Linked DNA regions of Homo sapiens: region 2 is linked to region 1. A link is a contact called in ENCODE Hi-C or POLR2A ChIA-PET data. All regions are on one chromosome and are shown on one strand. The core of a region is the stretch at or near the end of the contact, and the rest is flanking DNA. Distances in the headings are between cores, read along the strand shown.

What was found. A loop is a pair of places that touch in the nucleus more often than their neighbours do. ChIA-PET counts read pairs that join two places held with the same protein, here RNA polymerase II (POLR2A). Pooled maps may share reads with other maps.
Region 2: a pooled map shows a loop between it and region 1 (15-fold over the local background). The contact joins the promoter of RGMB here to the promoter of NR2F1-AS1 in region 1. A Hi-C loop is called at or near these places in 1 of 168 maps with a recorded cell type or tissue (naive thymus-derived CD4-positive, alpha-beta T cell) and 8 of 50 pooled maps. POLR2A ChIA-PET finds 5 or more read pairs at or near these places in 1 of 52 experiments (PC-3).

Annotation. Positions count from the first base shown.
Region 1 is chr5:93,577,222-93,583,543 of GRCh38, reverse strand. It overlaps NR2F1-AS1 (NR2F1 regulatory antisense RNA 1), which reads left to right and starts at 2,325. Exons shown (of 8, transcript NR_186187.1): 1 at 2,325-2,402. It overlaps NR2F1 (nuclear receptor subfamily 2 group F member 1), which reads right to left and starts at 322. Exons shown (of 3, transcript NM_005654.6): 1 at 1-322. RefSeq lists a silencer at 1,880-1,929 and an enhancer at 2,050-2,149.
Region 2 is chr5:98,770,715-98,777,036 of GRCh38, reverse strand. It overlaps RGMB (repulsive guidance molecule BMP co-receptor b), which reads right to left and starts at 3,374. Exons shown (of 3, transcript NM_001366508.1): 1 at 2,831-3,374. The coding sequence starts at 2,966. RGMB-AS1 (RGMB antisense RNA 1) reads left to right here and starts at 3,953. Exons shown (of 2, transcript NR_033932.1): 1 at 3,953-4,415; 2 at 5,853-6,322. RefSeq lists enhancers at 2,138-2,257, 2,513-3,012, 3,748-3,797, 6,176-6,322 and a silencer at 2,898-3,527.

The DNA.
Region 1 (6,322 bases), core at 1,076-3,575:
CTCCTCCTTTTTTTTTTCTTTAAGTTTAGCCCTCTCTCTTCTGCAGGAATGGAGTAAAAGAGACAAGGAGGAGGGAGAAAAAGGAGAGAAAGGAGAAGAAGAAGGGGAAAACAACTAGTAGAATATGTAAGAAAAGAGAAAGAGAAGAGAGGTTCAGAGAAGAGAGGAGAGAGAGAGGAGAGGAGGGAGAGAGGGGGGAGAAAGAGGAGAGAGAGAGAGGAGAGAGAGAGAGAGAGAGAAGAGAAGAAGAGAGAGAGAGAGAGAGAGAGAGACCCAAAAATTGAATGCGTTTAAACGGGAGGACTCGCAGAGCAATGTTTCCGAAAGGGGGATCTGCGCGAATGTCTGTATATAGTGAACTTTGACACTACTATTGAAACTGACACGTTTCTATGGAGATCGCTGCCTTATATGGAGCTCGTGTCAAGGAGCCAAGAGAAGGGCTGCTGGCAACTGATAATCAAAGGCGACTGACTGGTCAGAGCCCTGAATCGGGGGGAGAGAAAATGGGAGGCTAAGGTTAGCCAAGCCTCCTGCACGCCATTGGTTGGAGAGCCCCTCCCCCCTCCTCTTTTGCTTTCTTTCTCCCCCCCCCGCTTAGCTACCTACAGACTGGGATGGTGTGGGGAGGAGGAGAGAAAGTGAGGGAGGGGGGTGTGTTTCTGACAAGCGCAATTTACATTGAGATCGCCCTGCGCTGCTATTTACTCTGAGACCTGATTAGTATGGGTCGTCTATGGTCACACACACACACACATACACACACACACACTTACGCTCACACCCCAGAGGGGGAAGGGATGACGAGGGGGAGAACGCCTAGCGATGGGCAAAAGGAGAATTAGAGGGAAATTATTTTGATTTCTTCTGAAAAGTTTTTAAAATTAGATTTTATGAGCGTGAAGAGAGTGTCATTGAAAATGTTTGGAAAAATTTTTAATGGGAATGAAACCCCCACCATTTTAATGATTTGTGAAATATACTGGATTTGGATTGTTTTCTTCTCTCACATATAAGCACAATCCAAGTCTGGATTCTGCTCATTTTATATCCTTTTTAGAAACAAGTAGAAACAGGGTAGGATCTCCCTATTTTTTAATCCAAAGTATACCTTGGTTTAAAAGGTTTAATGATGACAAAGCACACTCCTGGAATTTGCAGCTATTGCCACAAATTCGATCGGAATCAAGGGTTCCTATTTATCCCAAAGATGATTTTAAAAATAAACTTTCCAATCAATCCAATTTTTCCTTCTTCTTTTTTTTTTTTTTTATCACCTGGCTGTTCCAAACTCCAACAATGCTTCAATCATTATTAATAAAACAGTAGTAAGTCCCCATATTGTTGCAGGGTGGGGGGAGATTAGTGTGGCCAAGTCAGTCCCGGGAAAAGAGCAAACAAACGAGAAGATGGAGAGGGGGGGAGGCGGAGAGGGAGAGAGAAAAGGGGGAGGAGGAGAGAGAGAGACAGAGAGAGAGGAGAGGAAAGGAAAGAGAGGAGAGAGGAGAGCGCGCGAGATATTGAGAGAGAGAGAGAGAGAAGAGAGGAGAGGGGAGAGAGAGAGAGAGGAGAGAGAGAGAGACCCAGAGAGAGAGGAGAGAGAGAGAGACCCAGAGAGAGAGAGAGAGAGAGAGACCCAGAGAGAGAGAGAGAGACCGAGAGAGAGAGGAGAGAGGAGAGAGAGAGAGAGGAGAGAGAGAGAGAGAGGAGAGAGAGAGAGAGAGAGACGAGAGGGAGAGGGAGAGGGAGAGGGAGAGGGAGAGGGAGAGGGAGAGGGAGAGAGGAGAGGGAGAGGGAGAGGGAGAGGGGGAGAGAGAGAGAGAGAGAGAGAGAGAGAGAGAGAGAGAGAGAGAGAGAGAGAGAGAGAGAGAGAGACCGAGACCCCGATTCCTGAATCCTGAAGGTGATTGGTCGCGGGAGGAGGGGCAGGCGGGAGGAGCGGGTCCCGCGGCGGGGCTTGCAGGAATCGCTGGCTCCGGCTGCCACCTAGCGGACGGGAGCCGCTCCCGGGCGGCACACAGCCGAGTCCCTCCTCCCCTCCCCGCAGGCAGCCTGTGCCTTTTCTCCAAACGAAGACAGCACTTTGAAAATTCTTTCAATGGATTTTTTTTTCCTTGAAAGATCGTACTGGGGGAAAATGATACTTCTATTAGTTACATATTCTCCAATCGCATACTCGCACCCCCCTCGTTTTGAGATCGCTCCCCTAGGCAGGCTCAGGCGGGCGCGGAGCCGCGCGGAGTGACAAAGCCGCCGCTGCCGCCGCCGGGGGTGGGAGCCGCGCTCGCCCGCCCGCCCCTCGACTCGCGAGGGCGTAAAAGTTTGTCTCAGCTCGAGCATTCCTAGCGCCAACACGCCCTCAGGTAAAGGTGGAAGTAAATGGCCACGCTGTATTGACAGAGGTAGGGTTTGTTTTTTAATACTCGTTCTCACTTTAAGTCTCACCAGGGAGGGGTTTGGGAAGCACTGCGTGTTTGGGGGACGTTTTGCGCTTCCTGGTCTCTCCAGCCTACAAGTCGGGAGTCGGCGACCGCTTAGTGACGAGCGATGATTTTAAAGAGCAGAATAAAAGGTTTTCCCGTGCCTGCCCCACAGCCCCTCCAGCTCGAATAATGGAGAACTGTCAATGCACTCCGCGAGCGGTGGCCCATTGTACGCAGCTGATGGCGAGGAGGCGACTGGGGGTAGCAGGGGCTCCTTGCCCTCGTCCCTATGCCCAAATAAACGCGCAAACGCGCTCCCGTCTTCTGGTCAGTTAAAAGGTGAAACGAACACGATTAAAATAGACCAAAAGAAAAGAAAGAAAAGAAAACCTTTCTATGTACAGATTCTAAATCGTACTCCCCATACAGTCAGAGGCAGGGAGTCGAGGGCAGAGGCAGCAGGCGGAGAGAGGGAGATAGGGCGAGGGAAGGAGAACGCGGAGAGAGACGAAGGGAGTGGGAGACCAGCGACAGCGAGCGCCAGGGCACCGCAGGCACACTGGATGCCCAGTCCGCCGGCCCAGCCGCCCTCGGACCCTGGACCGTGCGTCGTGGGCACCAGAAACGAGACTCGGCCAAATCCTGCCTCACCAGGCAAGTAACATAATGGTTGTCGTTTCTCTTGAACTTGGGGTTGGTAACGGGCAGGGCCGGGAGGCAGTCTTGGCTCGCACGGCCTCCGCAGGCCGAGAGCAGAGTCTAGGCAGCCAGGGCGGGACGAGGAGAACTTTCTTCGGGGCCTGCTCGGGAGTTGCCCTCGCTCGGCCTCTGTCTCGCCGTAGCGCTAAGGCGAGGATCGCGGCCGCCGCGCCTCCTTGGAGGGGAGGATCGTGCCAGGCGAGCAGCAATCCACATTCAAAACAGGCTGCTCCCACCCCCACCCGCTATTCCCTCTCTCTCCTAGGCGGGAAACGGATGCCCGGGCGGAGGACGGGGACCCGCACGTTTAACACCGGCCCGGCTGTTCCTGCTGGTGCCGAGCGCGACCCGCGGTGGAGCCGGCTGCAGAGTCCGGCCCGGCTGGCCCTTGTGCCCGCGCCTTGCCTGGTTACGGCCTGAACCTGGCGAGCTTGGCTGCAGCCGCCCACCTGCGGACGCCGTTTGTAACGCCATCCCCTAATGTAACGCGATCGATGGCTGCCTGTCTGATGTGGGCGATAGTGTCAGCGGATTAAAAGGGACATCGAGCCGCTCTCCCGAGCAGACAACCTGCGGCGGCGGCGAGAGAGCACCGGGATTCGCAGCCTAGCAGCCGAGCCAGACTCCCTGCGCCGCTGCCAGCCGGCTGGGGGCGGGGAGGGGGTCGCCTCCCAGGGGTGGGGACAGAGGGGGTGTGTTGAAAGGAAGAGGCTCAATTAAAACCAACAAGAGCGCTTTCCTCCGTGCGGGGCAGGGGCGTGCGTTTGCGTCAGAGGGCGCGCGGGGGGCGGGGGCAGCCGATGCTGGGGACTGCACCCGGGGGCTGGGGGGTCTCGGAAGCGAGGAGGCCTTGCCTAGCTGGGCTGGCCCGGGGTCAGGCCCTGTAGGTGAGGGCCAAGGCGAGACGGGATGACAGCTGAGCCTGCCCGGGAGCAGAGGCGCCCACCCATCCTTACTGTGGGCTCTCCGTGCCCCCACAGAGCTTTCAAACTTGAAAGAGGCCCCTGGGACCCGGCGTGACCCTAGCGGTGGGGAGAAGTTGGGCCCGCGAGGCCTCAGGCGAAGCCGCGGGCTCCTCCGGAAGGAAGGAGGAGGGTGAAGTCCCCTGTCCTAGTCCCAGGGGTGGGAGTGGGAAGCTGTTGGTGGTGATGCCCGGAGCAGCGGAAGCCCGCGGCTTTTCGGAGGAGGGGAGCGGCTCGCACTCCTACGGGGCATCCTTGCCAACTTTCTGTCACAAGAGGGGGCGGGGAGAAACCAAGGCTTTTCGAGGAGGGCGCTGTCCCCCTCTGGAACTCGTCCGGCCTGAGTGGCACTTAGAGCTCAGTTTCTCTTCGGAAGCCTGTGCTCCCCGACCGCGGTTGCACACCCACAGGGCGCCCCACTTGTGCTCATAGCCCTGCCTCCAGCAAAAATGTCTTCCCTAGAGGCACTGAGAGGTCAGCTTAGTTCCTGGGAAGCCCTTTCTTTCTTTCTTCAAGGCTCTCTTTTGATACTGGTCCCAATTGGCACACTTGTCCTGGGCCTAATGCGACCCACACTCAACCAGGAAATAATGATATCTGTTGTTGTGGGGTAGGGTACCTAATAGAAAACTGATCATAGTTTTCGAGAGTACTTAGATCCCCCAATTGGGAAATCCTACATACTTGTCCAGGCACGCTCAGCTGCAGGAGCAGAAAACGCAGTTGTAGTGTCCACGTTTCTTTCACCCACCCCCTCTTCTTCAGATCTCTCTCCCTCCCTTCTAGGCCAGGCCTTTCACCTCGGAACCTTAAGCTGAGTCTGGACGTGGTTCTTGGACTCGGACCGCTGTGGCTCTTGCCTCAGCATCCTACCCGAGGCCTCCAGCCAGGCCCACAGGGGCTCAGCCCTCTCCAGGGTCTCTCTTTCGGTTTGGCGGGTCTGGGAACTGTAAGGGCCTTGCCGGGGCCTGGGCTCCCGGGAGCCTCCCTTCCTTCCTCTGCCTTCCTGGTTCCCACAGACCTGTTCAGTGCACACTAGATCTTTAGTGTAGTTCCCCAAAAAGGCGATGAGAAGGTACCGCTCCGCTTGGGGAAAGGAATTAGGCTGTAAGCCTATAGTACCCCTTGCGGGCTGCTAGCATCAAGCTCAGCGTTAATCACGTTTTAAAAGACATACCAGACAAAGCTTGATCTCTCCCAGCTTGCCACCCAGTAAATTGTGATCTGGTGAGAGAGGAAGAGAAGCACAGATCGGTTTGGCTGCACATTCAGGGTTGACTTGCGTTCCAGGCCCCAGAATCCGGATCTAAGCGGACTGTCTGTCTGTTAACATATCCTCTCCCTCCATATCTTTCTTACCACGAGGCTGAACCATTTTTCACTAATTCTATGGGCTTTTTTTGATATTGATATCTTGGTCTCCCGAAAGTCATTCATTTTAGCTTTTTGGTAAGTCACACTGAACAAAAGTGGCCTTGTAAAAACATTTTCTAAATCTAGTTCAAGAGCCATGGGACCCTACAAATGATCAGATATGTGTAGGAAATTCTCTTTTATACCTCTTCCCTACCTCAAAATCGTTAAAAATGGTATTATTCTGTTTAGCAAGACCACAGAACAGAACTAACCCCGTTTTATCGAGCCCATCTGGAGAGATGAACATGCCTGCAATCATTGAGAAAAAGGTCAGTGCCTCTGATCTTGCTGCAGACCTTTCCCAAAGAGCTTATTTGAAAGGTGCTGAATCAATTAGTCTCCCCTGGCATGAGATTAAAGCCAGGAAGGACATAGTTGAAGATGTATTTAAAATGGTCTCACACAGATCTTTTGGAAGAAAGGGTGGAGAGAGGTGCAGGAATGCCCATCTAATGTTTTGTGATTACTAAAACACAAAACCAAAACAAACAAACTAAACCCCAGCCTATCTCAGAAATCTTTACCCCCAAGACTGAACCCAGCCTATATTGTGGCTGCCTAGTTGTAAAAAGTTCTGCCTTTATCAACAAAAAACCAGGTGGATAGGCCAAGTTAGGAGTCAGGCTTCTGGTGGACTGCCTACCCTTAGCGTGCACATATAGTCAAACCATGAACCCAACAGACTCCAGGGTTTACTATCGCTCTGGTAGCCCAGGCATTTCTTCTTTGTCACCTTTGGGTCGAAATGCTCAGAGATAAGTGCTGTACCTTAGTTTAGTTTTCTATCTCAAACCGGTCATTTAAAGCACGTGTTTTGAAAAA
Region 2 (6,322 bases), core at 2,125-4,624, 5.2 Mb before region 1:
TCGGCTCACTGCAACCTCCGCCTCCCAGGTTCAAGCGATTCTCCTACCTCAGCCTCCCTAGTAGCTGGGATTACAGGCACGCGCCACCACACCCGGCTAATTTTGTATTTTTAGTAGAGACAGGGTTTCTCCATGTTGGTCAGGCAGGTCTTGAACTCCCAACCTCAGGTGATCTGCCCGCCTCAGTCTCCCAAAGTGCTGGGATTACAGGCGTGAGCCACAGCGCCCGGCCTAAACCTTTCCCTCTTTCATAGCAGGTAGGTGCTGACTGCTTAAACAAATCTCAAATCAAACAGATCTCCCGGGGTTCTTTTGCTTTGGCTAAGGCTTCCAACAGCCTTCTGCTACAGAGATGATGGGAGCGAAGAGGGCTAAATAGAAAGTGCGATTGGGTCAGCATTTTCAGCTGCCTTGTGGGCTTCTATATAATGACTAATTTGTAGCATACACCCAGAAATATCCAGGCTTCATGAATTTATAACGACAACGCACACTTTGCCTGTTATAGGCGGTAAAGTAAGCCTCCTGTCAAAATGCCAAGACAATGCGGAGCAGAAACAATCTCAAGGATGTAGCCAAGAAGGCCATGAAGTGTATGAGTAAGCAAGTAACTCCCATATTGGATCTCTATTCAGGAATTGCAGAGGTTTGCTTAAAAAAAATAAAATAAAATAAAGCAACTAAAGGTACTCTTTTCATACTCTTTTCATTCCCCAAGGGCAGAATTAAAACTCTGCAGCTACAGATTTCTCTATTTTTGGGTCAGATTATCTGTGATCAGTGTGACAGTATTTTCACACCAGTTACTGAACATGCTAAAGCATTTGTGGGTCTAGAGCTTTCATTTCATCATTTTTGAATGAATCAGACATAAAGACCTCACCATTCAAGACAGTTTCTTTAACACCAGGACTACACGTGTGAATCTGCAGCACAATCACCAGTTTATAATAAAAGAAATGAGGTATTCTGAAGCTGAATTAAGTGAAATGTGGAGCCATATGGGGTGCTGAGGCAGATGATAAGGATCCAGGCATAAAACATATAGTAGTCCATCTGCAAAGAGCACTGGCACTCTTGCTGGGTTCCCTTATCTGAGAAACAACCCGGGCATTTAAATAGCACCACTCTTCAAAGAAATCTCTCAAAAGGAGCGTTCTTTTCTTTAACAGGATTAATCGCTTCACTCCAACAAGTTGTCCATAGAAATCGCTTACCACATTGTTGGGCTGAATCTAATGGTGACTTAAATGAGGACACATGAAGATACTGGGAGCTTCACATTCCAAATTCTTGAACGAAGACACCCTACTTTTCTAAACCTTTAAGCCAACTTAGTATGCCTTTCACGGGCTAGCAAAGAAACCTTCAGGGACCACATTCCAATTCTGTCACAGGATCCTATGGCAACTATGGGAAACAATATCCAAGCAGCCAAGGGGGACACAATCCCACCTAGCACAATTTCCATTTCATGAAACTTACATTTTGGTATTATGGACACATATTTTTCGCACAAACACTCCTGAATATATCTTTTAACATGTCAAGAAAAATTTTCCACGTAACTACATGCAGATTGACACTATTTTCTAAGGTTCTTAGGTTACTAATTGAAAGCCGTAATCATCCTAAAACTTTCTATTACACTTTTTTATTAAGCCGTCTTTTCCCTAATTGTCGGTGTTAAAAAGCAGCTATTACATCATAATGCAAAGCTACGCAAAGTAAATTAAGTCTCCTCAGATGTCACATTTTCCCCCCCATTACTTAAAAGACCTCCCTGATTTTTAGCATGGCGGGTATGGTTTAATAAGTAAAAATTACTCCGCACAGTTGGGTGGCATCGAAGTTCAGGATTCTCCAGACCAGAACGTTGTGAAGTGTCTCATATATACAGGACAAAAAAGGTCTGGAAGGAAAAGAAACTTATCTAATGCTGTTTGTTCTCAAGACTAAAGGAAAATGACCCTTTCAACCTTAGCATTAAAAAAAATTCTTTGTCTAGGCAAATTCCTAGAAAAAAATAGTGTGAAGAGCGTCCTGGATTTTCATGAAACGATTTTTTAAAAAGAAAAATAGGTATCACATGGTAGAAGGCTCATTTGCAGGCTTACTTCCCTTGGAACATACGCCTCAAGGCTGGGGAAGCGCCGACCTCCAGAAGGCAGCATGGTTATCTGTCAACCCCTCACGGAGCCCGAAGACACCCGGCTAGTCACAAAACACGAGCTTTTCCCGGGAGGCTGATCGCTGAACAAACGCAGCTTTTGCCAAAACGAAAGAAATCCCTGCTCAAAAAAGTTGACGTTACTTCGAGATTAACTCCCAGGTTTGCAAAATCTGGTAAAAATCTTTCCATCTGGTGTACTTCCTTCGCCTCGCCGCCACCCCCAACTCCAGAAAAGCAGCACAAGGCTCCTTGTCTCCCTCCGAGGCGGCTGCGACGGCGGAAACCTGATCCGAGCCTGACTTTCAGTAAACACCAGCGCAGAGAGCAATAAAGCATCCGGAACATTTGTCTCGGGCGCGCGGCCCCCGCCCGCTAAATGTTTGATAAGCGGCTGTCGGAGGGGAGATTTGTCAGCGGTCCGAGCCGAAGGCGGGGAGGGTGGAGAGAAGGCTCGTCTCTGCGCCCGGCGGCCGCCCGGTGGGTGGCTGCGTTACTGTGGCCCGGAGCCCGACAGAGGTGCGTGTCAGGGGCTCGGGAGGCCTTTCCCGTTGCGCCACGCCGCCCTTCCGCCCCGGCGAGCGCCTTCGAGACCTGGGGCTATTTGGGAACAAAGCCCTAGGCCCCGGGGCTGGCTCCCCTCGCGCGCTCCCGTCCTACCTGCGTGGAGCAGCCCGAGGCTGAACAGCAGCAGCAGCAGCAGCTCCAGCGGCGGGGGGCAGAGCCCGGGGCTGCGGCGCTGCTCAACCTCGGCGGCGGCAGCGGCGGCGCTGGAAGGTGCTGCTCTCAAGCCCATGCCCGTCCATGCAGGTCTCGTGGGCTCCGGCGAGGGCGGCGGCGCGGGCGCCGTGGCGGGTCTGGGCCCGTGGCTGCGGCATGGGCCGGGGGGCGCGCTTCGCTTCCTCTTCTTCCTTCTTCAGGCCCGTGTAGCAGATGGGGCGCCACCACCGCCGCAGCAAGCAGCGCGCAGCCGGCGCAGCCAGTCCGCGGCGGCAGCAGCGGGGCGCAGGGGCATCGTGGCGGCCGGAGGCGGCAGGCAGGGAAAGGGGCGGAAGAGAAGACACAAAGACCGTGAGCGACTGCTGAGACGAGTCCCGAGCGCGCCGGCACCCCGGCCCCAGCCAGCGTGGGCTCGGCGGGCGTGGACCTCCAAGAGGCTGGCCCAGCCCTAGCGACCACCCACCGGCGGCCCGGATATCTCTGCGCGGCAGCCCCCGCGGTCGATCAATCTCAGTCCCGCACTGCCGTCCCGCCCCGCCCTGTGCCCGCCAATCCACGACGCCATAATCCCCCGCCGTGTCCCTCCCTTCCTCCCCATTGGTTGTGACCGCACGTCAGCCCGACTCAGCCTGCCAATCGCAGGACCCAGAGGGCCCTCTCCCCCGCCCGCTCAGTGTAATTCGAGTTCCCTGTCCATCGACTCCAAGTCCTCTCTCCTGCGCCGCATGCTGCCTCGCGCTCCCTTTCCTTCCCCCTCTACCCCCTTCCGCGATTTACTGTTTCCTCGCGCCCAACAGAAATGGGCGACCGCAAGTCTTACTCTCGCCGGCGTTACAAAGGTACCGGCCTTTGACCTCTCCTTGAATTAATGTGATCCGATTCATCTTCCCTCCAAGTTTTTTTTTTAATTTAATTACCCCTCCCTGCCCTGGCCCTGCCAGCTTCAGCTCCACCTCCTTGGAGGAAGCAGGCGCTTTTACAGAGCGCCGCGCGGCAGGTCCCCTTTCAGCCAATCACATCTGCGGAACCGCGTTCCGAGTCGTTTGAGGGTGTCTGGTAAAGCAAGCTCGGGGCGGTGTTGGAAATCTGAATGTCACCCGCGGTCCGGAGCAGATAGGATGGGCTGGGAAGGTACCCGCGAACTGCCGCCGGAATTCGCTGGCAGCTGTGCGAGGCTCAGGTGTTCTAGTTTGACATTTCCCTTCCTGAAAGCGGCAAGGAGAGGTCTAAGAGTGGGCAAACTTCAACGTTCGGTTACAGTGTAATTAATGAGAGTGGTGGGTTTTTATGCAGTGTAATTATGCCACGATTTGTTGTTGCTCAGTGGCTTTTTCACAAATTTCTACAGATTATTTAAATTTTCCACAAATTTCTACGGATTAATTCAATGGCAGCTCACTTTCTCCTTTTATGATCGGATGGGTCCGAAAGTGAGGAAAAAGACAATTGTCTACAAAGAAAGAGGCTGCCAAGTGGAGACAGAAAAGCAGTTATGAGACTGATGATAGATTCCAATTTGTTATCGGTAGGTGTGAAGTGGTATCTAATCTCAAGAATGACCTCAAGGCTGAGAGACACTTGATACCGCCCTCGCCTTTGCCTTTCCCCAAACAGCACAGGGTTGCCATTTAAAATCCACTAACATCCAAATCGTAGTTGGCAACTGTACCCGCTATGTTACTCAGAATCTCTAATTAGGAATTTCTTATCAACCACGGACATGCTGATATTCCACACATGTTTAAATGAGCTAATCAATGGACTAGGATAATTGAGGGGCAAACCTTCAGTCTCACCAGCTCACTTATTAGACACATTTTGAATTGCCCAAACCACTAGGTCCCTAATGAAGGATGCCTATCTGTTTTTACTGTAACTTTTCATTACTTACTTGTTACATACTATGATGACTTAAGGGGTAAACACACCTTTCACTATCCACAATATAATCCAAGCCTGTGTATATCCATAATACGCTTAATAATAGCTTCACAGTTGCCTGGAGAAATGACTTTTGGGGAGGAAGTTATATGACATTTTTAGATAATGCTGCGGACTAAGTATTATTAGAGCAAAAATTTACTATCTTGCAATTACTTCATATAATTAGATACAGTTCATGACATACTAAGAAGCATCTTAAAAAAGTAATCAAACATAATACTGATTTTCAAAGTATTTGGCTAACAAAGACTACATTTTTTTCTCTTAACCCAAGATTTAATTCGACCCCTATAAAAGCAGCATCTCACTTTATTGATCATACTTCAAAGCATATACTCAATAGTTAAGGATCAATAATTTCTGTTTGGTTTGGGTCTTTCCACTCGTGACTTTCTATGATTTTTTACTCCCCTCCCCCTATATCCTGTTCCATAAGTACACGGGTGCTCTAGATTTTCCTATCAATAGAGGGCGTCCTCGAGTCATTGCAAATCCTGGTGTCGTTAAACGGAACTGTTCTTCAGAGGAAAAACTTCATCTCTATAAGGTGCTTTATTGCTCCTCTGTTGTAAAATTTGACAAGCTCGAGATTTATAAGCCTAACAATTCACTTTTTATTGCTGCATAAGTGTTCAGCCGCTAGAGGAAAATGCTAATTTTCACAAGTAAACCGCAAGGTGGTTCCTATTTTCAAGACATAGGTCAGTTGACACACTCGCGGGTAAATTCGTACTGTTCACAAGATCAGGAATTGGCTTGGAAAGCAAGAGCGTAGTGAATAGTCGCTTATACCGCAGCCACTCCTCAAGCCCGTGAGCTGCAAGTTACAAACGACTTTATATTGTACAAAGAAAAATCGGGGAGGGAGCTAGAACACAAACAAAAAAATCGGTGACTTATAAAAGTTTTATGTTTTAATCAGAAAAAAAATCATGAAGTGGCTGATGACTTGTGTAATTCACACATCCACCCTGTTTCTTGCCACTGGTACTCTTTCTCCCTTTCTCTTTGTTTTCAGAAAGGAAGGAGGAGACCTGAACAGTACATCCGGAGAATCCAGCAAAGCATACTACGGCATGAACGTGCAAGTGGACAGAATTAAAACACATGCCAGAAACACTAATGGATTCTAAACAAGATGCAGTTTCATTTCCTGAGCCTATACGTGATGTTTTTAACTGTTCTCCAGTTAATATGTCTCCATTTCCAGAAATCTAACAGGAGAATCTCTGACTGCTTAACAGATCACCTAAGCTTGCGATTTGTGCAATCCTTTCTAGAGTAAGGGCTCCCCGGCTGCTCCCCGGCCACTGTGTACCCAAAGCAGCGGCTGAAATAGCCCGGAGTCCAACAGCTCAGCGTCAAGCAGCTCGTGGTTTGTACTTACATCATTTTTTTTTTCAGAGCAAGAGTGAAAGTTTATTAAAAAGCGTTAGAACAGTAAGGAAAGGAAAGGAGAGAAAATAAGGAAAGTACAACTTGGAAGAG